Regions from separate parts of the Homo sapiens genome. Here regions 1, 2, 4 and 5 are each linked to region 3. A link is a loop called in an ENCODE intact Hi-C map of the cell type or tissue named here. Cell type or tissue: Calu3. All regions are shown on one strand. Each heading gives the region's core, and the rest is flanking DNA. Links, peaks and the distances in the headings are about the cores only.

Region 1 (6,027 bases), core at 698-5,697, 58 kb after region 3:
CTAGTCTTCTGGCCCCGAGAGGGAGAGGTGGGGATAGGACCTTCCTTTAGTCCCCTCCGTAGTGGAACGAAGGATTCTTTATGGTCATCTGTGGTGTTCATTTCGTAAAGAAGCATCTGCAGGGTAAGAAGGAAAAACGTCCACCTTGCAAATATATCCCAGGCACATGCCTCCTGAGAAGTGACCCCCTCCTCCCTCCGCCTCCCCCGGCACGTCCTGGGGCTTCTCCAGTCTCCCGCTCCTGGGACCAGGCAGAGATCCCGGCGTGGGCAGACCCCTGCCACCGCGCCCAGGCCTCGTCCGAAACTCGCGCCCGAGAGCCCACGCCGGAGGCGACGCTCCCGATAACTACTGTGCTCCCAAGACCCGGAGGGCACGAAGAAAGGAGCCCTGGCAAACAAAGGGTACGGGCCGGGACCGCCGCAGCCCGGGGCGGGGGCACGGCAACCGCGAGGCCTGGGGGCGCCCGCCCCCCGCGCCCCACGCCCGGTGCCAGCGAGCCGAGGCGTGCATCTCCTTATATGGTCAAATGACACGGCGGGGTTTCTCGAGGGCGGGAGCTGCGCAGCGCTCCACTCGGCCGGCAGCGGAGCCGCAGCCACCAGCCGCCCGCGCCCTCCAGCCCCGTCCGGGAGTCCCCGGCCCGCTGCGGTGCCGTGAGTACCTCCAACCCCCTGCGCCCCGGAGGGAGGCCGAGGGGCTTAGCCACCAGGGCTCGGAAGTGGGGGCCGAATCCGGTGCGAGACCCAAGGAGAGGGGAGCAGAGCCGGAGTTGGGGAGACTGGTGAGAGGAGAGCAGAGCTGTGGGTCCGGGAAGACCACTGGGAGAGGGGACCCGAACCGTGCGGGGAGAAGCCGGGAGAAAGGAGTTGAGCTGTGGGGTAGACCCGGGAGAGGAGAGCCGAACCCTGGGGGTTGGGGGTGGGGAGACCACGGGGAGAGGGGAGCGGAGCAATGGGAGGGGTCTAGACCCTGGGGGCGCTGGAGCTCAGAGGAGCCCACCGACTCATCCCCAGAGGGAGGACTGCAGCCCGCGTCCTCACCAGGTGGGGCACCGCCATGCGGGCAGGGACCGGGCGAGCCTGGGTAAAGGCTGGCCGCGGGTCCCAGCCGGCGGCTGCGGGGAGGTGACGCTGTCCGCCTGCTTCCAGGCCCGACTCCCGAGCGGGCTGTCCTGGCACGGTGGTCTGCGCGGGGGAGTCCGGGCCATTTCCCTTTAGTAGAAATAAGTGGAGTTTGCAGTGTGACCTCGCTCCTTGACTCAGGTAGACATTTAATAACTGAACCATTCGGTTAAAACAAAAATGGCTTATTTTAAATGAAAAGATTCTAAGTTTTTCTTAAGTCGCACTCGTGTGATATCTTAGCATACCAGAAATAGAGGGAAGAAAATATTGAGTGTTTTTCTGATTTTAAATGAATCAGTCATATTTATTTTCATATCCTCAGTCGGGTTTTAACTGGAAGTAGGCTAATCCGGTTAGCTGAAATGTGTAGCTGGCTTGCAAGCAGCAGTGTACTTAGACATCACTGAACTTAAGGCCCGCACTCCCTTCCACATATTTTGGAAGGTAATAAATCACAATTTGGGTTTAGAATCAGGAGAACTGTCTTCAAAACACAACTCCCAATACATCTCACATTTTTGGTGCTGACTCTACTAATGAGTGTTTTATAATAATATATTAAAGAAAAGAGGTTTTGCACTATCCTGAAGATGTTTTAGACAAAAAAAAACAAAAAACAAAAAAACAAAAACCATTTGCATCAAGTCTTAGAAGTACAGGAATTCCTAGTCTATCAATTAAACTTTAATAAAACCAAACTCAAAGAACATTTCATTGTGCATTTATATAAAATTTTGTCAAGTGTTACTGGATTTAGATCACCCCCCAGTTTAGAAGATCATCAGTTAATACACAGAATTGTGTTTCCACGGTGTTTATTAGCCTGCCATGGTTTAAAATGCGTTTACACCATAACATGTCGATGAAGGCTAATGATGGGCTTACTACAGACCAGAAACTGTTCTGGGCACATAGGTTCTGTCTCATTTTAGCTCACCGTCTCACAAATAGCCACAGGCAGATGCAGTAGGCTAGGGGATGCCGGGGACTGCATGTAGGCTGCCTAAATTTACATCCGGGTCCCTCAACCTGTGCAGCCTGGGCCAAGTCACTTAATCTCGTAGTGTCTCGGTTTTCTCCACTGGGAAACAGGGACAATGATGTTGTCTTTTTGTTAGGGTTGTTAAGAAGCCTGGACATCATAGACAGTGTATACATATTTGATAGCCTCATTTTTACAGGTAAAGACACTGAAAACAGAGATCAAAGTAACTTTAACTCAGGGTTTCCCGGGCTGTAAATGGTAGCCCTGAGATCTGACCCCAGGCAGCTTAACTGGAGAACCTGAGTTCTAACCACTAAACGCACCACGGGAGGAACATTTGAATATTTATTTATTTTTTTTAACATTTGAATATTTCTATGAGGCCTTATGATGCATACTTTGACCCAAGATTGCGTGTTAAACCATTTCCAGTACTGAAAGATATTTAAATTGCAGTCAAAAACGCCCAATAGAATATTGCCAAAAAAAAAAAAAAAAAAAAACAGACTAGATATCAGGAGTAGTTTACTCCTGTCCTGTGCCGAGGGCCAGTTACTCAGCCTCAGTGACTCAGGCAGCCTCCTTTGTCAGCACCGGGCCTGAGTCGCTAAGCGGCTCTCTGACTCAGATGCCCTGAGGTACAAAGTTCCTTGAGCTTGGGTGAATGGAAACATTAGACATTGGGTTCTTCTGTGCGGTTTTATTATGAGAATTTGATCAAAGCCACATTTATTAAGTGTCCATCTCAAGTTGCATTATACTGAGTTCGCTTCCTCAAGATGACCATCTGAAACAAAACACGTGTGCTTTCTCTAGTGGCTGAGAACTGTGTCTTCCTGGAGACTAGGCTGGCATTTTGACTTTGGGGTGAGTCAAGTGAATTTCCTCTGTTATCCTAAATTGTGGATTTCAGTTTTAGCTACTGTGATGGTTACTTTCATGTGTCAACTTGACTGGGCCATGCGGTGCCCAAACATTCAGTCATATGTTCTGGGTGTGTCTGGGAGGGTGTTTTTGGATGAGATTGACATATGAATGGGTAGACTGAGTAAAGCAGGCTGCTCTCCATAATGTGAGTGGGCCTTGTCCAAACAGTTGAAGGCCTGAATAGAACAAAAAAACTGAGTAAGAGGGAAGCCCCCCTGCCGGACTGCTTGAGCTGGGACATTGGTCCTTTCCGCCTTTGGACTCACACTGAAACATCGGCTCTTCTTGGGTCTATAGAGTCTCCTCTTTTCAGACTGCAATTTGCACCATCGGCTCTCCTGGGTCTCCAGCCTACTGACTGCAGGTCTTGGGACTTTTTCACCTTCGTAATTGTGTGAGCTAAATCATTGCGATAAATCTCTCTATGTACATCTCTTGTTGGTTCTATTTTTCTAGAAAACCCTGACTATTACAGCTCTCTGGTAACATCTATTTAAAAAGTCTCCCCACCAACTGTCATTCTCCCTTTTTTTAAGATTTGATCACTACTTTGCTCCTGGGAGTCTTGGCTTTCCTCTTGCTGTAAAACATGCTCTCTGCATGGGGATGTCACGAGGGGTCTGGAGCAGCGTCTGGTCTCCCAGGTCCATCCCAGTGCTCGTGGGTGGTGTCTTGCCTGGTGTGAACTTAGACTTCACACTCATCCTCAGCCTTCGGTGGCCCACGCCTTTACTAGCCTGATTCTGTCTGCGGCTTCAAGATCCTCCCGTCATATGGTCTTGAGTGAGATGTGGGATGTCTGTGGCAGAAGCAGCTGCCCTGTTTTCATGGGTGAACAGAATTAATGCCAGAATGTCCTTGCAGTATGTAAATATGGAGCTTGTCAGTCAACAAGGAAATAGACCTGTCTGCTTGGGTTAATACAACTTTTGGAGTCACTAAGAAGCAGGCAGTCAATGAAGGAAGCAGAAGGAACTGTGCAAGCCTCTCGGGACAGAGTCCTGTTGCAGTGCGCCAGAGAAACCCCACAGAGTGGCAGGACTGCAGTGAGAAGGAGGTGGCCAGTCATTCATGGAAGCTGCTGGATGCCAAGAGAAAGGCCAGCATGGGGGTGGGGGTCATAGGCACCTCAGATAGCTGGGAGAGTGAACAGTGAGCCGCACTTGGGAGGTGAGAGGAGACCCCTGCCATGAAGAAGAGTGGGTGGTTTTCGTTTTGTAGGTGTAGAAGTGTTCGTAACTCACTCAGGGAAGGCATGGTAGAGCCATAGCATGCAGGATGGAGTCTCCCTTGGTCCCCACACTGGTGTGATTGACGGACCCGAGGCCACCCGCCATTCTAGCGTGTGCAGCTATGGTTGTCCTGCATGGCTGCAATTGATGTGTTTTGAGATTAAATGACAAGATGGGATCTTAAAGGTGATTTAAATTATTTGGAGCTAGAACTAGACTGGAACTCCTTCATAGACTGTGTGTTTTATCTCAGCTTCCCAGTGCCTCACGTAGCACATGGAAAACAGTGGTTACTCAACACATTCTTGTCGGCTGGGTTCAAAAGGCTGAACGACATCAAAACAAGTGTAACTCCTCTTGTAGTCATGGACTTCAGATCAGAAATTTGATATTTATTGTTTTCCCTTTATTTTTAGTATTCAATATTCAAAAGATAATTCAGAAGACAGCAGTTTACCTTATTCAAACATTGCCTCATGCAGAACCACCAGAGATGAAGATGTTTATTTATTTTTTTTAAGTTGGAAGTTACCAGTTTATGTAAACTATAATACACCTCTGACACCTGTCTGTACATGCATTTAGTAAAGGCTTATTAAATTAATCTGTAAATATATTATACAGTGGTAAGCATAGTCAATTTTATACCTTACAAACTAAGATTGTTTAAAATCCAACAATTTAAAAATAGATTTCAAGTGGATGCTAGATACTTTTTTTCTTTCTTTCTTTTTTCTCTTTCTTTCTTTCTTTCCTTCTTTTCTTTTTTTTTTCCCAGGGTCTCATTCTGTTGCTCAGGCTGGAGTGCAGTAGCTTTTCACAGGTGCCATCATAGCTCACTAAAGCCTCAAACCCCTGGGCTCAAGCAGTCCTCCTGCCTCAGTCTCCCAGGTAGCTAGGACTGTAGGCACACATCACCATATCCAACTGATATAAATTTTTTTTTTTTTTTAGAGACCGGGTCTTACACTGTGGTCCAGGCTGGAGTATAGTGGCAGCACTACAGCTCACTGCAGCCTCGAACTCTTGGGCTCAAGAGATCCTCTCTCTTTAGGGACTCCAAGGCTTGATCCATTATTCTAGTTTATAAAACAGCAACTTTCCTTGACATGATGGCCCTCTCCGTTTTATCAGAATTTCTGTTTAAAACAACCCGTTTAGCTAGACAAATGAAGAGTGTTGGGGGTGAGCGGTTTTTGTGTGTAGATACTCCCATCCGTAGGAAAATAAAATGGTGCGGGGTATTCTCTGAGCACATTTCCAGGTGTGAGAGTCCCGTGCCTTTGAATGGAGGATCTTTGATTATAGGCATCACATGTCTGTAGAACATCAGGGCCTTCTGCTGACACCTGGAGCCCGTGTTGGGGATCTGTGCGTTCTTCCCAAAGTGGGCACGACTCCCAGCTGGCTTTTTGCTTCTTGACCTGGCCAGGCTGCATCCTGGACTGTGCAGCTGTGTGTTCACATGGGATTGGAGTCCAAACACAATAAGAAGAGTTATATCCGCTGCGGAAGCAGCAGCTTATCTGGAAGGAGGGACGAGGGCAGCGATGGAAGCTCATGATGTCATATGCCAAACCACATTACATGTTGGGTTTGCTATGCAGAGTGGATTGTTCACATAATATGTTTCTAATTTTTCATGCTTGATTTTTGCCTGTATGTTTGTACTCTGACATGTTTGTATTCATCCACCCGTCAATTCATTTGTTCATCCATTCCACAAGTATTCACAAAGCCCCTGGTCCTGTGTGTG
Region 2 (6,027 bases), core at 283-5,282, 67 kb before region 3:
GCACTGCAAAGATTCCAAAACTGAATATTTATCAGGCAGTAAGCTCTTAATGCTTGAATTGATTCCAGTACTCTGGAATTACAAATTTACCCCTAGTGTCAGAGTATTTAGTAATAAAATTTCACATTGTTGTTTTGTTGGGAGAAAAATATTACACTGTTTATCTACTTTATTTTTTAAAATTTTTTAATTTTTTTTTTTTGAGACGGAGTCTTGCTCTGTCTCCCAGGCCGGAGTGCAGTGGCGCCATCTCAGCTTACTGCAACCTCCGCCTCCCAGGTTCCAGCGATTCTCCTGCCTCGGCCTCCCGAGTAGCTGGAACTACAGGCATGTGCCACCACGCCTGACTAATTTTTGTCATTTTAGTAGAGACAGGGTTTCACCATATTGGCCAGGCTGATCTTGAACTCCTGACCTCTTGATCCACCTGCCTCAGCGTCCCAAAATGCTGGGATTACAGGCATGAGCCACCGCATCCGGCCATCTACTTTATTTTAAAAAATGTTTCAAATAAATATGTCCTCAACAATGTTAATGAAACTCTCTATATTAATAAGGTTTATGGGAAAGGGTTCTAGGTAAAGAAAGGTCAGTAGTAAAGTAAACAACACACAACTTATATGTTCCAGATCTGTTATTTGTTCAACTCTGGCATGTGGCAAACAACTTTGATTATAGAATTTTAGGAGTTGATTTTGTTTCTCAAATTGGGGCCTTCGTACCACCTGGATCAAGGTCATCTGTGGGTTTTATTTTAAAAATGAAGACATGCAGGCGCATCTTGGATCCTTCTGTGATCTGCCCTCCAGCTGATTATTATTCCTACTGAAGTTTGGGCTCTGCTGTGATACTAGTGATGAATGAAGCACCAAGATTTGGAATGAACTCAGTAGGGGTGAGCTGGAGCCACAGTGAAGAAAGATGTAGAATCTTGTCTGGGCAACAGTGCTTAGACCATCACATAGTTCTCTTGTCTCCCTTCAACTCTCCTCTTTTTTTTTTTTTTAGACAGGGTCTCATTTTCTCTGCCCAGATTGGAGTGCAGTGGTGCGATCTTGGCTCACTACAACCTCCGCCTCCCAGGCTCAACTGAGTCTCCTGCCTCAGCCTCCCTAGTAGCTGGGATTACAGGTGCACACCACCACGCCTGGCTGATTTTTTTGTATTTTTGGTAGAGACGGGGTTTTGCCATGTTGGCCAGGCTGGTCTTGAACTCCTGATCTCAAACGATCCACCCGCCTCGGCCTCCCAAAGTGCTGGAATGATAGGCATGAGCCACTGTGCCCGGCCTCCCCTTAGTTTTTATTCTTTTGGCCTCTTCCTTGAGTTTGTCCCATGAGAGTTCCCTGCCAATTTGACCTGTTGACTTTCTGCTCTACTTTTACGGTCTGCTGCTGCATCTGGAGGCCACCTGTTTGCAGTGAAACCCATCTCTGCCTTGTAGCTTCAGGTTTCTGCAACCGGGTTTCTGGTCACCTTGACCCAGATTCCTGGCCAGCTTCCACAGCAGGCAGTAATGCCATACTGAGCAGAAATTTAAACACTGTGTGTTGCAAGCTAAAAAAGTACAATCCATGAGGTCAGTTAGGCTTGACGAAAGTATTGTTTAACCCTGAGGTTATCGCTGTTATCTATTACAGAGAAAGTAAGCTAATTAATGCTCATAATGAGTGGTATTGTTTGAATGTGTCCCTAAATGTTTTCTTGGTTTTTCGTTTTGTTTTGTTTTGAGACAGAGTTTTGCTCTTGTTGCCCAGGCTGGAGTGCAATGGTGCAATCTCGGCTCACTGTAACCTCCACCTCCCAGGTTCACGAAATTCTCCTGCCTCAGCCTCCCGAGTAGCTGGGATTACAGGCATGCGTCACCACACCCGGCTAATTTTGTATTTTTAGTAGAGATGGGGTTCCTCCATATTGGTCAGGCTGATCTTGAACTCCTGACCTCAGGTGATCCACCCGCCTCGGCCTCCCAAAGTGCTGGGATTACAGGCGTAAGAGAAGGCGTAAGTCTTCTTCTTCTTCTTTTTTTTTTTTTTTTTTTTTTTTTGAGGCAGAGTCTTGTTCTCTGGAGACTGGAGAGCAGTGGCACAGTCTTGGCTCACTGCAGCCTCTGTCTCATGGGTTCAAGCAATTCTCCTGCCTCAGCCTCCTGAGTAGCTGGGACTACAGGCACCCAGCACCATGCCCAGCTAATTTTTTTTTTTTAATAGAGACAGGGTTTCACCACGTTGGCCAGGATGGTCTCAAACTCCTGACCTCAAGTGATCTGTCTGCCTCGGACTCCCAAAATGCTGGGATTACAGGCGTGAGTCACCGCGCTTGGCTGTGTCCCCTAAATTTTATGTGTTGGAAACTTAATCTCCGAATTCATATGTTGATGGAATTTGAAGATGGTATCTTTTAGCATTAAAGGGAAATATTAGTAGATAAGGTCATCAGGGTGCATCCCCATGAAGGGACTTGTGGCTTTATAGGAAGAGAAAGAGAGTCTTGTGCTGACATGCACGCTTGCCCTGTCTTGCCATGGGATGCCTCCCGCATGTCATGAGACAGCAGAAAGGCCCTCGCCAGATGCTGGTGCCATGCTCTCGGACCTTCCAACCTCCAGAACCATGAGCTAAAGAAACTTCTTTTCCTTATAAGCTACCCAGCCTGTGGTATTCTGGTATAGCAACAGAGAATGGACCAATACAGTCAGCACGCTGCATCATCAAGGAAAGATGTAATTGGGTTCATTATCTCTCACTTAATAAGGCAGTAAATTAGTAATTATTTTAGAAATATTCCCATAAACAATTTAAAATATATGTACATCAAGCTTTAGTTACCCAAGGAGGGAGAGGGGGAACACTCGCTCAAAATTCTCACCACATCATGATAATCAATGATAAATAAGGAATAACTGGAATAGCCACTATGCTTTGTTTGAAGAAAGAAGTTGTAATAATCTGTTTTTACACCAGATGGCAGAGTTGGTTTTCCTTTGGTTTTTTTTTTTTTTGTTTGTTTGTTTTTTTAAAGACTCCAAAATAGCTGCCTATTTTATATAACCAGCTTTTACTTGTTGGTTCCCATCAGGTCAATATAATTTGTTTAATACCTTTTCACATAAGGACATAGCACAATGAAAGGCTTACTTTACCCTAAGCCTTTTAGGGGGAAACAGAATAGCAGATGGTCTAGAGAGTATGATTCAGCTAGATTATACCTACTTTGCCAAAGGAATTATGCATTTAAATAATACCTGTGGTTGCCTTCAAACTAACACAAGTTTTCATAATTTTTATATACAATTATAAAACCTATTGGCTTATCATTCCAATAGTTTCTGAAACATCAACTATACTGCTTGCAAATGCATTTTTTGAAATTTATGTCTACTACTAACAATCATAAGAAATGAATTTGTATTCTTCTTATTGTGTGTGTTATCTTGTTTTCATTTTACTTTTTTCCCTACTAAACTTGAGGAGCAAAGCAAAAATACTAAGAGATTCTTTTTCAATAACTAGTGTAATAAACATTCAATATGCTAATTATCATAAGATAGACCTCTCTCGTTCTCACAACAAATAACTGTACAGAAGATGCAAATGTCCATGTACCTTATACTTCCACGCAAATTGCAGAATTTATCCCTAAATTTTAAAAGTGTAAGTATGGCTACATTTTGGAACCGTGGAATGTCTTAGTTCATATGTCCTACATTGCCCATTATACTATTTGTGAACTTGCCTTAGCATTAATCTCAAATATAAACTGCTTGGAACTTAGAGGTTAATGTTGCTCTCCTGGTCCCCCTGAGGTGCCCAGCTGTATTATGGCATAGATACCTGACACAGCTGTGGCAAGAATGAGTGCACAAATGGATAGGGTAAGAGAATAGGGGATATCGGTTTGTTGCATTATAGATTCCAGAAATACTTAAATTTCATCACACATACTTAACCGTTCTGTTCTTACTTATCCCATATCCTAGATGAGGCCATTTGAACCCAGAGGTCCATGCCTGGCACATGGTCAGAACTAAATATATGTTAATGCCCTTCTGGTCTCTTTTTTTCCTAAAGACTAGATGACTCTGTGACTAGAACCCTTGAGAACACTCAAAGTCAGAGGATATAAATAAGCATATAGTAATGTGTGTCTACATTACTAAAAAACAACTGAAAATCTAATCTCACCCAAACTGAAACCAATTTGGCTAAAACAAGTAAGAAATATCTTGAAGGGGCAGCGCTCCCTGCTAGTTGTTCCAGTGCAAGTTCTTGATTGTCAGTTAGAAATAAAAAATTTTAAGCTGGGTATGGTGCTCATACCTGTAATCCCAGTGCTTTGGGAGGCTGAGGTTGGAGGATTGCTTGAGGTCAGCCTGGGCAACATAGCAAGACCCCATCTCTTAAAAAAAATTTATTTTTAAGTCAGCCAGGTGTGATGGTGCATGCCAGCTCCTCAGAGGTCAAGGCAGAGGGTCACTTCAGCCCAGAAATTTGAGGCTACAGTGAGCTATGATCATGCCACTGTACTCTAGCTCTAGTAGAGCAAGACTCTGTCCCCCCAAGAATTTTTATTTAAAGACAAACTGAAGTTTAGTAATAGCCTATGGTTTGAGTGCATGATATCTTCCAGTAAGTGGCGGTGTGGGGTTTAGCATCCTTCTTTTCTGTGATATTTAAACTAATTTATTCTTTGTATTTAATAAATGTTGAGTAACTACTTTGTCCAGAAAGTTTTTTATAGATACGGAAGAAAGGGAACCTGCGGTCTGTGAAGGGCAAAAGGCTAAATTGGGCTTCCATTTGTGCTATTTTCATGTATTAATTTAATATTTACTGAGTATAATAATAGTAGTCAATCTTTATTAGCTTTTACTTACTGTGAGCCAAACATTATTCTAAGCACCTCATCTATATTAACTAATTTAATTTTTATAAAAACCTTAGGAACAAAATGCTACTTTTAGCTGATTGTGCAAATGAGGATCCTGAGCACAGAGTTGAAGGGCCTGCCCAGAGCCACCCAGGCAGCAGGTGGCTGAGACAGCCCTGCCTGCATGGAGTTCAGCACTTACAGATTCCCAGGCTTGCAGAGGTCCAATAAATACTGGTTAGGAGCTCCTAGCATACATGCAAACTGATCAATGATAGCGCTATGCAGTGGAGAATGAACACCATGCCAAGAGGGCCCAGATGAGGGAGCAAGTGTGTCTCCCCAGGGGATGAGGCAGACCTTCCCCAGAGAGGTCACACTTACACAAGGCGTTAGAGGAGAAGCATGGTCCCTGGAAGATGCAGCAGCACACGTGCACAGACACAAGTGTGGGCTGCCTGGGAGCTGTCAAGGGGGTCAAATAGCCTGTGTGCATTGATGGGTGTTGGGGGCTGAGCTGGAGCTGCGGCCCCCGGTGTGTGAAGGGTTCCCCTCCTGGCCTAGGCTAAGGGTTCGGCATTCATCTTGCAGAGCCAAGGATGAGTTTAGCAGGGAATTAACTCCACCTGACTTTGGTGTGGATGACAAAGTGCAGTGCGGTGGGAAATGAGCTAATGTGGAGGACATCTGGGTCTTTGGACTCCTGGGGAAGCAGATCAGGGAGGCCAGATGTAGGCCTGACTCTGTCCATCAGCTGAGTGGCCTTCGTGAGAGGTGACTTCCTTGGTTGTGACCTGGGGATTAACAAACCAAACTCCCAAGTTTGTTGGGAGGATTGGATGAGGACAGTGCTTGCTCAGCACCTCTTATAAAGGAAACGCTCATCAACATTGGAGCTGGTCCCAGCCATGGACCCTTCCTAGCCCTGCCCCACCCCGCCTGCAGACCATGGCAGTCAGGCAGTGATGATACCGAGACAGACATCACTGAACACCTAGGCTGAGCCCCTGGCCGGCCAGCACCCCGGGAAGCAGGTCCAATGCAGGTGCAAACATGTTTCCTGTGAGGACTATGGTCCAGAGAGGCCAGGCCACCTCACCAGGTCACACATGTGTCATCAGGGGGCTGGGGTTCAAACCCAGTTCTGTTTGGCTGATT
Region 3 (6,027 bases), core at 574-5,573:
AGAACAAGGCCTCTTGTTCTACACAGGGAAGAGTTCATTTCAAGGGGACATTGACAAATATGGTGACATCTTGATTTTGTCAAATGTCACTATTTATTTTTCAACTATTTTAGCTCAGCAAAACCAAATCTCTCCCTTCCTGGACTTTTTATAACTTTACTGTGACTGTTGAATTTCATGTGTACTTTAGATGAAATATAACCTCTATGTTTCTACAACATTTGCACTTAATAAAACTGACTATTGTTTTCTTAATGTCCAAGAACACTTTAAGAGATTTCAATAAGCCTCTTTTAAAAGGCTTTCTTCTGCCCAGGCCCCAAACCAGGAAACTATATTTTACTAAGGGTAAATAAAATTTTATCATTTCCAAAATTCAAGTGTAGCCTCCACACCAGGCACCCAACATGATTAAAGAGCCTGCTGAATTTGACAAAATGTGTTCTGTTCCCTTTGGTTCAAAAGTGTGTGCATGTGAAACTCCCAAACAAGTTTATAACCACTAGATATATATATATATATATATATGTACATATATTAAATGATAAATATATTCTATAATTGCATTATATATCTCTATATCACCAACTTAATGCTTCCATTCAAGTTCTGATGCAAAGGTGTGTGAGTGGTCATTCAATCTGCATACAAGCACAATCAATAAAAGGTTTTATATTTAAATCAGGACATGCTCAACCTGGCATCACCAGAAGCCTTCTCACATGGCACCTCTAGACCCCATTGCCTTCCCACTCAGAGGTTCCCTGTCCACCATCCTCTCCTCCACCCAAATGCCATCCTTGGACTTTTATAGCTAATTACTTCAGTATGTTAACTAAATTGGTCTCCAAGCTCTTAATGAAGTTGCAAAAGCTCATTTGCAATATGACTACTGTCCTCTTAAAACTGATAAATACCACCATTACTTTCCCTCCAACTAGGCTGGGCTTGCAGCAGAATGGAAGTGGTATACGTGTGTTGCTTTAATGGGAAACACTCCTTTAGACCTTGAATGCTCAGAAGCTCAATGCTTTGTCTTCCTAATGATTTCAAAATCCTGCTAAACATGTTACAATTGCCCAGGACCCATGCATCTCAGACATCAAATTAACTATCTTCATGTATAGATATGAAGATCTTGTCAAAATAGTTGACCCTATTTTCACCTTTCATGGTGTCACTGAAGAACATAAAAAGCATAATTATCAAAGGAAAGATGTATTATCACAGACGAAGACCTTGAGAAAATCTCTAAAGGATTCTGTTGAGTCTGAGGCTCTCTTGATGTGCATTTTCTCCAAATGGGTGGGTGTCACTGTGAGCTCAAAAACCTGAAACCAACCTTTTCCATTACTTAATAATTCAGATCACCATCTGGTTTATTCCCCCACAATTTATCTCTGCACTACACATGATAGAGTGTCTTCAGTTCAGCCCAGTCAGAAGATTCTGGGGATGCTCCAGGAATATACTTTCCTACCATGATCACTTGGCTGCTAGGTTTGATCCTGGTCAATATGCTCCCTTTTGTGTGTGCCAACAACACACTTAGGAAAGGGTTCACACCTAATTCACATCCCTAGGTACTCTGCAAGTAGACACACGCACACACGCATGCACTCATGCACACAGACATGCACATAGAGGCACACGGGACTTTCTTTATTCCCACATATCCCTGAATCCAACAAGCTTTCCACTCTCATCCCAAAACCAACTGTAAAATCCCAAGCCCCAATGTGCTGATATTAGGAGGTGTGTTTTGGGGAGGTGAAGCTTGTCGGATTCCCTGAATCCGACAAGCTTTCCACTCCAGGACCCAAAACCAACTTTAAAGCACAGCTTTTACCACAGTTACTCCAGACTTAAGCAAGAGGAATTTCAGTGTGTGACTAGGGACCCAGGACTATTCCCAGGTGGCTTTGACTTGGTAACCTCAGAAGGATGCTTGTCCTGTAACCAGCTGTCTTTTGTGGTATGGCCAACAGCCAGGTCTCTGCTCTCTGATGCAATCAGTAGAAAAGACAGGAGAGGCAAAGGCTGGAGGGGATGGTATTTGTTCACTGACTCAAAGGCAAATCATTCACGTTAATGCTTCTTTATTGGCATTTGTTTCCTGAACGCGTTGATTACTGGCTTTCCTGCCTCTCATGTTGTGTGTCCATGGCACTGCCCTAAACACAAACACCCTAGCTAGAAACTGGAAGAAATGAAAATATAGGAAGAGAATGACTGATCCTGATGATTGCTATCTGAGGGTAGGAGAATGCAAGTGGAGGTTTACAATTTAAAAAGGAAGTAAACAACAAAACAGGAAATTCTGACACAAAGTACAGGAATAGCCAATTAAGATAAACATTTTTTAATAAAAATTTCTTTTGTCCAACCCCTAATCCTCAGTGTTGCTGGAGATCCAATGGCACATAGTTCCGGGGTTGTTGATCTTGGATTCAGTTTTCTTTAAAAGGCTTGCCTGCCTGCTGCCTGACTTCTTTCAGTCCCAGCCTAATGTCATTCGGGTTATAGGTTATTGGCTGTTGGCACTTGAAGCATCTGTGTTGTGTGTGTAAATCAGTGACTATAGTTAGAGGAAGAAGTTCAAAGTCTGGAACTAATGACTCATGTTGCTGGGAGCCATTTGACCCAACTCTCTGCTGCGCCCCAAACCCTAGTTTTACTTGGCCAGAGTTCTCATGAGTACTCAGTGAGAAACTGGAATTAGAAATCAGTTCTCCTCTTTGAAATGCAAGCCTGATGGCAGTACAATGATGGAAAGAGACAGCATTATCCAAGCACAAAACCAAGGCTTGCCCTCTGGTTATTAAAATGTTGAAATACTTCCTTATTCCTTGGTAATAGCAGCCTCACAAGCTCCCCCAGGCGGCCCCACTATGGCATGAAGATGCCTAAGTCACCCCACACTCTACTGGACTGCTGCCTGTTCCAGCAACCTGATGGTTACCCCGGTACCTGCACAGCAGGAGGCCTCTGTGCCCACCTCCATTCCGATTGGCCAGCATCCCATCAGTAAAATTCTTTGAATGTTATCCCTGCACCAATCATCACTCGTTTTCTCTTTGGGAAGTTCTGGTTGCCACAATTTTAAGAAGACTCAGTGGGACTGAAGTTAGGTAACTAAGATGTTGCCACGGAAAGTCAGAATACAGTTGAGAATTTTTTGTCAAGAGACACAAAAGCCTGGAGAAGGCGATGGTTGAATAGGATGTTCCAGGTGAACCAGGGCTCAAGCTCAAACCCGAAGAGCACCTCTTACCAAAAGTATAAAACAGGTGTGCTTAGATAAATGCAAGAAAGTACTACTTTGTACAGCCTGTTATAAACTTAGGAACACTGCATAATATCCAAGATTGTTGAAGATGTAAACAGGTTCAAAATGCATAATCAGTTTTTAAAACGTGAGCATCTGTTAGCTTGAATGTGCTCACTGTAATCTCGCCTCCTGGGTTCAAGCAATTCACCTGCCTTGGCCTCCTGAGTAGCTGGGATTACAGGCATGCGCCACCACGCTCGGCTAATTTTTTGTATTTTTAGTAGAGACAGGGTTTCACCATGTTGGCCAGGATGGTCTCGAACTCCTGACCTCAGGTGATCCACTCGCCTCAGCCTCCCAAAGTGCTGGGATTACAGGCGTGAGCCACTATGCCTGGCCGAATGTGCATTCTAAAGGGGCAAGTGGAATCTCTGCTGTAGGATTATAACTGTTTGAGGCTGCCGCCAAGGATGGTTATACCTCCAATTATTATCTTGGTGCTTCTATTAAAACAGAATTTTGAACTGAGAGTGATGTGTCCACTTGGACATCAGACACTTTTGTCACTGCTGTCATTGTTGACATGGTGGGGTTCAGAAGAGGATGTGGAAATTCTTCACAAATGGATGGGGGAGGAACCTGAGAACCTTCCTATTTCTTGCCAGGGAAGTCTCAGAAGTTTCTAATGGAGCATCCCCTGACTCCCACCATACTGCTACCCATGGAGAGAATTTACGGTTTGGGATTGCTGGTGCAACGTACAGCGGCTGCACAACAAGGTGGGTGAGAAGAGATTAGACAGAATCCTGGAGGTAAAATTTTAGTTCCAGCTGAGTCCTCGAATCTTTGTGGAAATTTATTATTTGATTGAACATAACTTACCTTTTTTCTGACTAAAAATGATACATATTTGCTGGGTGAAGTGGCTCATGCCTGTAATCCCAGCACTTTGAGAGGCTGAGGTGGAATAATTGCTTGAGCCCATGAGTTTGAGACCAACCTGGGCAACATAGCAAGACCCCGTCTCTACGAAAAAATTAAAAATTAGTTGGGTGTGGTGGCATATGCCTGTGGTTCCAGTTACTCAGGAGGCTGAGACAGAAGGATAGCTTGAGCCCAGGAGTTTGAGGCTACAGTGAGCTGTGATCATGCCACTACACTCCAGCCTGAATGACAAAGCAAGACCCTTTCCCCACCAAGAAAAAAGAAAAAAAAAAGAAAAAGAAAAAAAGAAATATGTTTATTATCAAACATAGTAATCCAGAAAAGTATAAAGCATAAAATAAAGACCCAATTTCCCACTACCCACACATGACCCACTGGATCTAATGTCAACATAGTACTAAATGTATTTCTGGACAGCTTTCTCCATAATATGCATATACACACAAGTAACATGCCATTTACAGCAGTCGAATCATACTATACATGACACTTATGTTTTTTTTTTGGGGGGTGGGGGGGAACAAGTTTCGCTCTCGTTGCCCGGGACGGAGTGCAATGGAGCAATCTCAGCTCACTGCAACCTCTGCCTCCTGAGTTCAAGTGATTCTCATGCCTCAGCCTCCCAAGTAGCTGGGATTACAGGCCTGTGCCACCACGCTCGATTAATTTTTGTATTATTAGTAGAGACAAGGTTTCACCATGTTGGCCAGGCTGGTCTCAAACTCCTGACCTCAGGTGATCCACCTGCTTCGGCCTCACAAAATGCTGGGATTACAGGCTTCAGTCACCACACCCAGCCTATAATATGCTTTTTAAACTCACTGTATAATAAGTCAATAAATACAGCGCTATTTCATCTTTTTTTTTTTTTTTTTGGAGTCAGGGTCTTACTCTGTTGCCCAGGCTAGAGTGCTGTGGTGCTGTCACGGCTCACTGCAGCCTCAACCTCCTGGGTTCAAGAGATCCTCCCACTTCAGCTTCCTGAATACCTGAGACCATAGGCACATACCACCATGACAGGCTAATTTAAAACTATATATATTTTTGTAGAGATAGGGGTCTCACTATGTTGCCCAAGCTGGTCTTGAACTCCTGGGCTTAAGCAATCATCCTGCCTTGGCCTCCCCTTACCATTACTTATAAAAATGGCAAAAACTGCAGTTACTTTTGCACCAACCTAATAAAACTCTGTAGGAAAGCACTTTGTTTCCATTTTTTCTACTATATGTTCATGATGAAAATTCTTGCATCCTATCAAACATATTCTTAGACCAGAGTTCTAGATATGGAATTTCTACATCAAATGGCATGCTTATTTTAAATTTTAACAAACATTGTTAAACTGCTCTTAGAGACCTCTAGATTTGTGTGCATATATATGTATATATATATACACACATATATGTATATACACACATATATAAATATGTATATGGAGAAAAAGAGAGCAAGGGAAAAAGGATAGATCTATTTACCTACGTATACAAAAAACGACAGAGAGACTTATAAGGAATTGACTCATGCAGTTATGAAGGCTGCTAAGTTTAAAATCTGCATAGCTGATGTCTAGTTCTAGTTCAAAAACCAACAGTCTGCTGTACAGCCAAGAAGACCCAATGATTCATGGCTGATGAAGACCACCAGGGAGAAGGATTCTCTCCTACTTGGGGTAAGGCCAGCCTTTTGTTCTTTTCACGCCTTCAACTATTTGGACGAGGCCCACCCATGGAAGGCATTCTTCTTTACTCTGTCCACTGATTCAAATACTAATCTCATCCAAAATCTCCCTCACAGAAGCACCCACAGTACTG
Region 4 (6,027 bases), core at 751-5,750, 51 kb after region 3:
AAGAGAGTGAGGAAGGGAGTTCCAGCAGTCACAGGATGAAAGGCTCTCCCCTCACTGGCCGCAGGTAGAACATGTGAGGTGCAAAGAGAGTGAGCAGCGAGGGCTCTCAAAGACTCTCTCCTGCGCAGGATTGCAGTGTCTGCTTTCCTGACCTCATCATTTTCCAAACATATTCTTAGAAAAAGAAAACCTCTCAAGCATTCTTTCCATCTGCTTCTACCCTGACCTGGAAATTCAAGGGACCAGAAGCAATACAGCAATACAGACAGACCCTCCATGCAAAGAGCGTGAGACAGAGAACTGAGTCCAGAAAGTGTTAGCAATGGCTGGGAAGCTAGATTACATTACAGCCATGTGCCAAATGGAAATTGAATTTCAAGTTATCAAAAGGAAGGCCAAAAAAAAAAAAAAGATAAGAAAAAGCCCTCGAGTTTAAAGATGGCTACATGAATAGTTCAGATATCTGATGGTGATTCACCGCTGGAACCCCTCCGGCCCTCCATGGAGACAATGACTCCTCTGGTCTTACTGAGGAGTAATTGCTCAGCATCTCTGACTGTACACACGATTCCAAGTATATTTATAGTGTTAGGATGGCCCAGAATTTTTGAAGGTTTTTTTATTTTTGCCAAACAGTCCTGCCAGGAGATGCTGAAGGTCAGATATTTTAGAAAATCTGTTTCTGGTACTTCAGCAGTCAACTACTATTGCAAGGATGGAGAAAGATGCTTGGTTGTTCCAGGAAGCTCTGTCATGACTCCCAGGTCCAATTTTAAAGTACCTTCTGAAATAGGTGAAAGGTATTCCTAAACATGCTCTCTAGAACTTAAAGCATAGGTTTTCATCACACACAAATCTGTACCATGGGGCAGAATTAGCCACAGGAGACATTCTCAATTGTCAATTAGCCATAAAAGTGGCTTGAGGAAAAACTAGATAATGTGAAATAACTCTTTAAAGGAAGAAGAGAGGTGGTACATTCTTTATTTCACAGATAATGTAAAGAAGACATACAAAGGTGAAGGGTGTTACCTGTGGCCACATACACTGCTCCATAGGAGCTCCTGGACCTGGGGTTCACCCCCTGCCTCCTAGAGCCTGGCCAGTCCAGGCTCTTTCTAGTTAGACTATTGGGATTTTCTGTTAATGACCCTAATCAAAGTGGAAATAGCACAAAACGACCTTGGTGGCAGTGAAGAGAGAACTTGGGATTTCAAATTTTTAATGTTGACTCATAAAGTTAATTCACAAAGAATAACAGATCTTGGTGTGGTTTAAAATAAACACTCTTGCCAGCCATGGTGGCTCACGCCTGTAATCCTAGCACTTTGGGAGGCCATGGCAGGGGAATCACTTGAATCAGGGAAGGCAGAGTTTACAGTGAGCGGAGATTGCTCCACTGCATTCCAGCCTGGGTGACAGAGTAAGACTCTGTCTCAAATAAAATAACATAAACATTCTGAGGAACAAGTGAGGCATGAGACTCCCCCATTTCAGAAATGCCTGGAAGAATCTCCCATTTCAGGTATTTTAGGGAAGCAAACCGTTCACTCAAAAGAGAATTTTGCCAGGTTTGCACAGACTTTAGACATTAATACTTCCTTTAAATGGATTTTGGAATCATTGACAGAGGAAAAAAAGAGTAAAACTCTAAGAGAAGGCAGGCAGAGAAGTGAATGGATTGCTCCTGAAAAGGACTGAAATCAGAGACAAAGAGATCTCAAATAAGAAGCAAAGTTTTTCAGAGTCTACCTTACAAATACTTTTCATCTGAAACCATCCAGCAACATTTACTGGCCCAAATGAACTATGGGTGTGAATAGTTTCATTCTATTGGTCATTAATGTACCAAACAGAGTCTTTCTTAAAGAGGTATCAAAGCCACAGTGGAAACTGTATCCGACGCTCCAAATAAACTCTAACCAAGGATGGGAAACTCGGAATCATGGAGTTGTTTGTGGATTTGGCTAAAAGTCAGGCATGTTTTGAGGCTTTAAACACTGATTATTTATATCCAACAAATAGTTTGTGAAAAAGGAGAGAGGGAAGAAATGGGATATGGAAATTGTGTATCTCAAGAAAGAGCCAATCATTTTCCCTCCTAACCAGAGCATGGCAGAAGGGAGAAGAAAAGGAAAAGAGCTTGCCCTTTGTGGAAAGCTGAGCTTTTCCTGAAAGTCTGACAGGCAGAGAAACAAAGTTTGGATCCTGCAAGATCGTTCCTGTAACCAGATCAAGTTCCTCCTGTTTGCTGGAGGCCCTTGGGTCTCCCGTCACAACTGCACCCAGCTCACGGGCACAGGCAGGTGCATACCCTGCCCGTAGAGTCATCTTTCATAGACTTCCCTGCTGGATCCGGGCAAATAGTGTTTCCAGAAAAAGCGAATCCAGCTTTCTGTGCCACCACCCTGGGATCTGGTACTGTGTCATGGGAAGGCATGCAGGGACTTGCCTCCTGACCCCACTGCCAGGAGGGGTGCTGGTTTGATCACTCCTGACCCCTTCCCGCCAGCATTTATGATCTTAGACACTTACTCACCTTCCAACCATGTGAGGCAATTAAGAATGATTGCCTCTGAATCAAGGGCAAATCATCCACCAGTTTCCTGGCCAAGGTTTGAGTGGGAGGAACAGCTTGTGTGAAATCCTTTAACGGTGACAAAATGCTTAACAATCTTGATGGCAGTGGTCAGTTAGGGTAACGAACATAGGGCGGTCTGACCTCCAGCTCATGTTTTCCTGTGTTCACTTTCTACCTGGTAATGGTGAGCTCATCCTAATCCCCCTGGGGTAGCCCCCATCCGGGTAGGAGGCTACTGTTGGCCCCTGCACAGATGGGTCTAGCCCACCAGCCTCCCCCCCACGACCCCACCACAGGGTGGCAGTTGCGAGCACACGCCTAGAAGCCCTGCCTTTCTTTGGCCTCTCCCAGAGAATGAAATTTCAGCATTTGTACAGCTCAGACCCACTGGCTGAAACTTCTACCTCCTGGCTCAAACTTCTACCTCCTGCTTCCCTGAGTGAAGTAACTGACAGAGGAAGTAATACTTCCAACTGGATTTTAGAGTTCCTGAGTCTAGTCTATGTTTAGTCTATCTCTATTTCCCTGTCCCTCCCCCACGCCCTAAACTGACATTTCGTAGGTTTCTGGTAAATTACCGAGTCCAGAGTTGGAAGCCCTAAGTGGTATTTATTTTACTTCAAATCACCTTTAGTCATCAGAATCACCTGGAGGGCGTGTTAAAGCAGGAGCTGGCCTGAGAATGTGCACTTCTAACAGGTTTGCAGGGGATCCTGCTGCACTCTGGGACAAGGCTTTGAGACCTGCTAGCCGCAGGAAGTCTTTTCCTCTCTTTCCTCCCTTCCTAGCTGTGCCTCTCCCTGAAGCCCACCTACAGGAGAGACGGGAAAACGTTATGGGCAGTGTTGTCTCAAGAAGGAATGTCAGGATAATTGGAATAAACAAAAGAAGAACTTGAATAACTGATCACAGTCACCGTTGATCCTTTCCCCAGGAAATAGTACTTTTTGTTTTTATTTTCTTCCATGAACTAGCCTTTTATCCATAGCAGAGAGGTTTTCTCTCAAGAAGAAACAGGATCTGAACAGGATCTGAACCTTAATTCTTCTTCTGGTGGGAGTTCAGTCCATTTCCTTCTTATTCTGGATTAATTTCCCCTTTGCCATTGAATAAAACAGAGGACTTTACAAAGGGCCTACTTCATGCCAAGTAATGTGTTAATAGTTCTAAGTGGTTTATGTGCATCTCAAAAGACCTTCGCCACAATTTCACAGACTATATGTTATTAGCCCATTTTACAAACTAGCAAACTGAGGGTTAGGGAAGTTTTGTAGTTACTGGAGATCATAGTAGTCATAGATAGAACAGAGATTCAAATCCTGGCTTGACTTCAAAGATCAAGCTATGCTGCCATAGACAGCATTACGCTTTCTATAGTGAAAGACTTGTCACAAACAATTCTGTGATCTGTCACTTATTCAATACACATATTTATTAAGCACATACTATGTGCCATGCTCTATAATTAATTAGGTCCTAGGAATATAATGATGTACAAGATGGATGGAACTTTTCAAAACATATTTTCTTAGATTGTCTCATGAAAATTTGTTTTTAATACTTTGTCCTTCGATGGAATTGCTCATGAAAGCATATGTCATTAAACCCAGAAATTGCATTCCCCTCCTCAATTTCTTGCCATCCTCCTTTGACTTACTATTAATATCAGTTTAACAAATTTGTTTCCTATTTTCCTTAAAGGAGTCTGTTGCTTTTATTTTTAAAATATATTTAGTTTTTGGGCCAGGCATGGTCGCCCACGCCTGTAATTTCAGCACTTTGGGAGGCCAAGTGGGTGGATCACAAGATCAGGAGATCAAGACCATCCTGGCTAACATGATGAAACCTCGTGTCTACTAAAATTATAAAAAATTAGCCGGGTATGGTGGCACATGCCTGTAGTCCCAGCTACTCAGGAGGCTGAGGCAGGAGAATCGCTTGCACCTGGGAGGCAGAGGTTTCAGTGAGCCAAGACAGTGCCACTGTACTCCAGCATGGGCAACAGAGCAAGACTCCATCTCAAATACATATATATATACACACACACACATATATATATACACACATATATATACATATATACACATATATATACATATATACATACAGATACATATATACATATACATACATGTGTATATGTGTGTATATGTGTATATGTATATATGTATATATACGTGTATATATACACGTATATATACACATATATACATGTATATGTACATACATACGTATATATACGTATATATATATTCGTGTATATATACGTATATATGTATATATTCGTGTATATATATATTTAGTTTTTGAATGAGTACATTAACATAGCTCAAAATTTACAAGAAATAAAAATGTGTACAGTAAAAATTAATCTCCTTTCCACCCCATGACCCCTAGCCACTCAGATCTCCCCAGAAGCAACCGCTTATAAATATACATTGTCTTCCCCCGTCCTTTCTTTGCTCATGAACACAAATGGTTGGTTTCTACCTACAAAGTGTTCTCTACTTTTATTTTTCTCAGTTGATTTATCTTGGAGATCATGCCAAATCAGTAAATATAGTTACCTCGTTCATTTTAACAGCCGCATATGTAAATAATTCTAAAATGCACCATACTGTATTTAACTAAGCCCTTGTTGACGAACACATAACATGGCCCAGTATTTTTCTATTACAAACAATTCTACAATGACTACTCTTGTGTGTCTATCGTTTTACACAGGAGCAAGTATATCTACAAGATAATTTCCTATAAAGGGAAATGCTGGGTAAAGAGAAAATGGTATGTTCATCTGTAATTTAAAAATGTTTTCATTATGGAATTTTTCAAGCATTACAAAAGGAGACAGACTAGTAAGATGAACTGCTGCATATCCATCATCAAGCTTCAGCGATTATCCACAATCCATGGCTGATAGTATTTCGTATATATATAGGCCCTATCCATTTCCCCACCCCAAATTATTTTGAAACAACTCCAGGCATAATGTTATTTCACTAGGAAATATTTTGGCACTGTTCTTGAAAAGCAAGGACTTAAGAAAAGAAAAATATATGTGTGTGTGTAATCACATTATCACCCCTAACATAAATTGTTCATTAATACTAGAAAATATCCTGTCAGTGTCATATTTTCCAAGGTTGTCTCATAAAAATTGATTTTCTACTAGTTTATTCTTTGATTAGAATCCAATAAGATCCAAAAAAAAAAAAAAAAAAGAATCCAATAAGATCCATACATGGCAGTTGGCTAAGTCTTTTTTTAATCTCTTGGTTCTGTCTCCATCTCTCTTGTTTTTCTTTGTGCATCGTTGTTGTAGAAACTGGGTATGTTTGTTTCCAGAGTCCGGATTTTACTGACCCTATCGAATGACCACAGGGTCATTTAAAATGTTCTGCTACCCATTAGGTCAAAAATTAAACACAAAATTAAATTGCAGAATT
Region 5 (6,027 bases), core at 649-5,648, 74 kb after region 3:
AAAATAGCACAGCCACCACAGGCCTCAGCTACTTCCCTCTAAAGGACATGTTCATGTGTGTGAGTTTTAAATGTTGGCATGCCTATGGGAATTAGGCTAATTTTGAGAGTCCTGACCTACTTAAATGAGACAGGCAAGACTTCAGAGCCTGTTATATAGTTTGAACATCCTCTCTATGTAGCCACTGAATTGTAATCTTTATTTCTATTAAGTTACTCTGGGAAAATGCTGTGATCTCAAAGGGTAAAGATTATTGATTTGTATGGCCAGTGTAATAGTGGAGAATAGACAATGCTAATACAATTTTATGATCCTCTGACATTACATGCTTCCTGAACCTTTTCTTGGATACCTGTTAGCATTAACAAAATATTTTCGTAGACTGATTACAGAGTTTTTGGGGGATCTGCCTACGTTCTGGGCTTCAAAAATTCAACCAACTAAAGAAAAAATAGGGCTGGGCACAGTGGCCCACGCCTGTAATTCCAGCACTTTGGGAGGCCGAGGCAGGTGGAACACTTGAGGCCAGGAGCTGGAGACCAGCCTGGCCAACATGGCGAAACCCCGTCTCTACTAAAAATACAAAAATAAGCTGGGTGTGGTGGCGTGCACCTGTAATCCCAGCTACTTGGGAGGCTGAGGCAGGAGAATCATTTGAACCTGGAAGGTAGAGGTTGCAGTGAGCCAAGATTGCGCCACTGTACTCCAGCCTGGGTGACAGAGCAAGACTCCATCTTAAAAAAATAAAAATAAAAAATAGGCTGGCCAATAACTCCAGAGACAGCTGCTAATACTGTGCATTTAACAAATTGGTGATTTTAAGCCCTGGGCGACACACGTAACCTAGACTTTGAATGTTCCATGGGTCTGCAAGCAATGCCATGAAATTGGACTGGCCACCATACCCACCCATGTGCTTGGAGGGTGCTACAAAGAGAAAAAAAAAATAATAAACAAGAACAAAAGATCTGCAGATCAGAAACTAGCATTCAGGGTTTAGTTTCTAGTGGTAGTCTTTGAAACCACTGTGTATTGCCTGATGACTTGTTCCAGGCACTTGTAAATGCCTAAACTGCATGATCTAAATTTCTCCTAACACCCTATAGGTAGGAACTTTTTTCATTCCATTTTATGGAGTAGCCGCTGAGGCCTAGAGAGGATGAGGATCTTGCCAAGGGTTAAAGGGATTAGGAAGTATCCGAGGTACAATTTGAGCCCAGACCCGGAGGGTCCTCACCTAGCATGTGATGCCACCTGCTACCTGCAGCCTCGGGCAGGACCCTGTCTATGTGACTCTCGGGCCAGATGTGGTCAGTCCTTATGAGTAAGAGATGGTGACCACCTGGCCTCAATCAAGTGACCTTCAGTCAGAGGCCCCTACTCTTCTCATGGGCCCCTTTAGATGGTGATGATTACATTGCAGAATTGAGGCTCAAGTTGTTTCACAAACTCTCTTTCCAGCTTTTGTAGCTAATAGGAAACATTGAAGTGATGATCAAATTGGCTGTAAAAGTCTCAGTTAATGTTTGGTAATGGACAGAAATGTTCAGTGATATTTTGGCAGAAAGCAACCTGGCAGGGCTCTGAAATAGGAGACGAAGGTTTTCACACATACAGGTTAAATCTAGATGCCCCTAGTATATTTTGGAAGGTTTCTGACCAAGCCTAGTGAAAGGTGTAAGGTCAGGTTTGAAAAACCCACCCTTCTGTCCTCGGTGTAACACAGGCCTCCCTCGCTGGTCTTTCTGGACCCTTTTCTGGGAAGAGCACCTACTCCAGTCACATTCTCAGGGTCCAGCCTGCCAACCTGGTGCTTTTTTATTTGTTGGGGTGGTTTTTAAGTTCTCAATGAGCAAATTACCTTCTTGGATCTTCTTCCGTGTAGAATTTGTCCACAGAGTTTGTAACGAGCACTGAAAACGCGTATTTATTTGGATTTCCTCCTAAAAGACAAAAATCTGTCTGTGAAGGGAATTTAATCAAGCAGGGTCCTAGGATCAGAAGCAAAGCTGTCTGGATGGATTTCATGAGAAGGGCCTGTCAGTGCACGAACTTGGCCTGTCAGTGCATAAAACCAAAAGTTCAGCCACAAGACATAGCAGCAGAGGTGCACAGCGCTCAGCAGTGACCTCGCATGCACCGAGGCTGGACCCCGGAACCAAATCTCCCTGGCTCCACCTTTGACAAGCTGCGCGAAGGGGACAAGTCCTGCCACCTATAAGCCTCCGTTTCCATGTCTATACACTGGGGTTCCTAGCTCACGGGACTGTCGGGGTAATTGAGTGAGTTAACGTCTAGGGAGCACCTGTGACATGCCAACACAGTGCTGTCATTTCTGCTGTTGTCCATTTTTCTGCATCTTTATTTGTAAGGATTTGAAAGAATGTACAGTTGGAAACCTGATGATCTCAAGCAGAAAATATCTTTTCATAACGCTGAGCATGAATGACATGAGAATCCATGTCTGAAGTGAAATCGTATGGATCTGAAGAATGGTTGGTGCCAGCCCTGGTGGAATGGGGTGCGAAGGAGGGAGGATGAGAGCCAGACGTTTCAGTCTGGGTGACCCTGCCACCCAGAGCCACCTTCCATTAACTGAGGGGTCCAGGGCTCCCTCCAGGCCACTTGCCACTAAAGCTCAGCTAAAGTCTCAAAAAGGACACATTCGGAGCCAAGCAACAGGCACAGCCCATGTTAGGAATGTTTCTGCAATGGAAAAATACAAAACCAGAAAGGAAGTGTGTGGGCCTAATCGTACATGTTTATCAACATTTTACTGCAATGTATGACATTTCTGTGAGCACAAGATTAGCCTTGGTATTTTTTTCTGGGAAGTATAAAAGACTTTTTTTTTCTTTCTTTTTGTTTTCAATTTCTCTCTAGAGGAATTTAAAACCGGATATTTCCATCTTAAAGTTCTTGAGCAAGTCTGTCAAGGTGTCCATATTTCTTACCCTGTTCCTCTCAGCATCGAAGTGCTATCTCTGTTACACTCATGTTTGCTGTTCACAATGGAGTACTAATGAAATAGCAAAATTAAGCTACCGGCATGGTGCTAATAACTGAAACTAAAAATCGGTTTGGAGCTTTTCTGTTTGGAAAGAGTCACTTGAGCCGGGCGTGGTGGCTCATGCCTGTAATTCCAGCACTTTGGGAGGCTGAGGCAGGAGGATCACTTAAGGCCAAGAGTTTGAGACCAGCCTGGGCAATATAGCAAGACCCCTGTCTCTAAACAGATAGATGATAGATAGACAGACAGAACAGATAGATAGAAGAAAAGAAAAGGGTCACTTGGCACTAGGTCTTCACAGGTAAAGATTCAGAGTGTGATAGGAAGCACAGGCTCAGGCACCCGGGTCTAATCAATGACAATCTCGCTTCTAGGCCTTTTGGTGGCATTTTCTAGTCTACCTCTAAGCTCTAGGGAATCGTGTGGCTAAAATCTTCCCTCCTGCTGAGACTCAGAGAATACCATGTTGGCCAAGATCTCTAAAACAATCAAACCTGGCAGTATTGAGTTACCTTCCTCTTATCATAAAGTCTTTCCTCACTTCCTCCTTATTGTGAACTTTCTTAAGAAGCGAGTCCAGGAGGAAGCAGTGACATGAATTTATTAACTTGACTCAGACTTCTAAAGACAACACAAACTGGGCGCCCCATTCAGAGAGTGACAGGGAAACCCCGTGGCATAATTAGTTACCTACGAGTTTCCAAATAGGATTTGGAAGGAGACATACAAACTAGGTCGCCGGCGTGGCACATGGCTTCCCTGAAGCCAGCATTGCCCTGGCCAAGGAAGCTTTGCAGAACAGATGAGATTTCAGCTGGGACTTGCAGCCAAGTGGGATTTGGCCTTTTGGGGAGAAGGGAAAGGGCATTCAAAGGCCAGGGACAGAGTATGGTCAAAGGCATGGAGATGAGGAAGAGGGGACCAGAGCAGAGGGTCAGGTTGGAAAGCGAGTTGGGGTCAATCTGCAAAGGGGCTGACGTGCCAGGTAAAAAACAGGAGCACAGTTTAGTTTTGTCGGATCATTTCAGGTGGAAGGGCAGTGGGAATGTTGGAGAAAACACTTTTTGGTGTCGTTACATTGAATCTGCTCATCTATAAGAATAAAACTTTATTTCATAGAGTTATCGTATGGCTCAAAATAGGTATGAAGAATTAAGAAAAAGAATTTTAGATTTAAAATGAAAAAGCACCTACAAAAGTAGAGTGGTAGAGTTACCAACGTGGAGCTTTAAGGTGGCAGATATTCTCATTGATAGGACTGTCTTCATAAGGAAATGTAGGTTCAGCAAGTGACACATTGAGGCAACTCTTCTCATTATTAGCTGTGGTCTAAATAATGACTTATACTAACATCCATTGAGCAATTGTAATACATACCAGCAACTGTTATACATGCTTGTTACAGCCAGTAGTGGGTCCATTATTCCTGCTGTACAGGTCAGAAATCTGGCAAGAGAGGTTCAATTACTTCCCAATGGTGATGTACGTGGCATAGGGCAGAGCCAGGATTTAAGTTTAGTCAATCTGGCATTTGGGCCCTTGAATTGAACCCCTAGGGTGAAATAACCAAGCAATTTAATCACGTGCTCCTGGGATCCCAGAGGGGCGGGCGCTTGACCCACAGTGATACAAGAGATGTGGACTGTGGGACCTCATGCTCTCCCATCCTGCTTGCATGCAGCAGGCATTCAGGCATTTCTGGCCCAGGAAGCCCACCACCCTGTACTGCAGCAGGGAGGTGGGCCAGTTCTGTTCCCACTGAGGACCCACCAACAACAATGATGCAAGCTTGTTTACAGAGTATTTTTAGTTATTGTACACCACAAAACTTAAGAACGTGAGCATAGGTTAATATTTATCTTCAGGGAAAAGAGTTTCCTTTAGAAGGTTTTAGAATTAGGAACTGCTGCACGCATATTCACTCAGGAATGCTTGTGTGTGCAGTCATAAAGGTAGGCTGAGAGAAACGTTGCGGAGCTGAGTGCAGATGGCCCCAGGGAATGATGCCGAGATAACGCAGCCCTGGGCAGGCAAAGGCACTTTGTGGAAGGCACTCTGTCTTTTGTTTCTTAGGACAAAACCTGGATCTCTGCATGCCCCAACCCGAATGGGATGGGGAGCACTTTCAGGTGTCCACTCTACACCAGCCTGAAGGGAAAGGGCAGCATCTGGCAGGAGCCAAGGCGAAATGGTTCCCAGGGGATATAGCAGACCAGGTTGTCCTGAGAGAATGCGGCCTTCACCTTGCGAGGTGGGATCCGATAGAGCAGGGTGTGGGGGGACAGGCTGCGCCTGCAGAAGGTCTCCAAGTCTTGCATGGATGCTTAGTCCAGTAACATGTGGATAATATCCACATTTAGAGGGACAGTTTCAAGTGTCACGTGTCAATGAATCAGTCTTAAACTGTAGCTATTGCATTTTTGTGCCATAAATATTAACTGTAGGAAAAATGGAATTCTGCAGTGCCTTGGACCCATGTGCATGTCTTAGCCAGCTTTTCCATGTCTGTGCAGGCATGCTGATGTGCTCTTTCCTCCATCTGGGGACTTAATGACCGGAGCACTGGCTGTGGTGACATCTAGTGGCTTTGCTTTCCTGTTGACCTTGGAGATTTCTCTCTCAGTTTTTCTTGAAGGTCAGTCCCAAAAGGCAAATTTTCTAGAAATTGTATTTCTCTTCCCTCTCTTGTCACTGATAACTTGCCACCCCTCTGGGCGTAATGCCTCCTCCCTGGGCAGGGCAGCCACCATGTAAAAAGCAACTATCTTCCCAGAGAGAGGCCAAGGATCTCCTCCCCTCTCCCTGGCGCCTACTCCTTCAGGTCTCTTGTCCCAGCCAGACAGTGACTCTTGGGTCATGGAAAACATTCTGCAGCTTTTCCCCAAACGAGCAGTCCTCTATGAGGTGGCTCGCCTGCACAGGGGGACAGAGGTAACTTCTGAAACGGTGTTTTTTACCTGCTACATAACAATCAAAACTTACTTTTTTTTCTTTTGGAGACAGTTTCACTCTTGTTG

What was found. Peaks named below come from ENCODE experiments on the same cell type or tissue, not always from the same donor. Only the 100,000 strongest peaks of a DNase experiment are listed, where the experiment ranks them.
Region 1: it touches region 3 in a loop (5-fold over the local background); 14 of 110 quality-filtered maps call a loop at or near these places.
Region 2: a loop joins it to region 3, with 5 times the contacts of the local background. A loop is called at or near these places in 18 of 110 quality-filtered maps.
Region 4: a loop joins it to region 3, with 6 times the contacts of the local background. A loop is called at or near these places in 15 of 110 quality-filtered maps.
Region 5: it touches region 3 in a loop (5-fold over the local background); 14 of 110 quality-filtered maps call a loop at or near these places.

What each region holds. Positions count from the first base shown.
Region 1 is chr2:105,393,599-105,399,625 of GRCh38, reverse strand. FHL2 (four and a half LIM domains 2) reads left to right here and starts at 575. Exons shown (of 7, transcript NM_001318895.3): 1 at 575-784; 2 at 2,929-2,979. RefSeq lists silencers at 472-601, 622-841 and an enhancer at 1-794. In Calu3, for the core only: no CTCF peak of the experiment used is centred there; DNase peaks (open chromatin) are centred at 1,085, 2,145 and 2,705.
Region 2 is chr2:105,518,327-105,524,353 of GRCh38, reverse strand. The region is part of intron 1 of LOC105375311 (a long non-coding RNA gene); the gene reads right to left. Among named protein-coding and RNA genes, the nearest start is that of LINC02946, 89 kb to the left of the region's middle. In Calu3, for the core only: a CTCF peak has its summit at 2,931 (motif pointing right); a DNase peak (open chromatin) is centred at 5,193.
Region 3 is chr2:105,451,826-105,457,852 of GRCh38, reverse strand. LOC105373529 (a long non-coding RNA gene) reads left to right here and starts at 3,162. Exons shown (of 3, transcript XR_923141.1): 1 at 3,162-3,290; 2 at 3,937-4,050. In Calu3, for the core only: a CTCF peak has its summit at 2,862; DNase peaks (open chromatin) are centred at 1,992, 2,602 and 2,892.
Region 4 is chr2:105,400,840-105,406,866 of GRCh38, reverse strand. It overlaps a transcript of FHL2 not described here. Among named protein-coding and RNA genes, the nearest start is that of FHL2, 4.8 kb to the right of the region's middle. In Calu3, for the core only: a CTCF peak has its summit at 2,875 (motif pointing right); DNase peaks (open chromatin) are centred at 2,476 and 2,866.
Region 5 is chr2:105,377,614-105,383,640 of GRCh38, reverse strand. The region is part of intron 3 of FHL2 (four and a half LIM domains 2); the gene reads left to right. It also overlaps a transcript of C2orf49 not described here. Among named protein-coding and RNA genes, the nearest start is that of FHL2, 18 kb to the left of the region's middle. In Calu3, for the core only: no CTCF peak of the experiment used is centred there; a DNase peak (open chromatin) is centred at 3,670.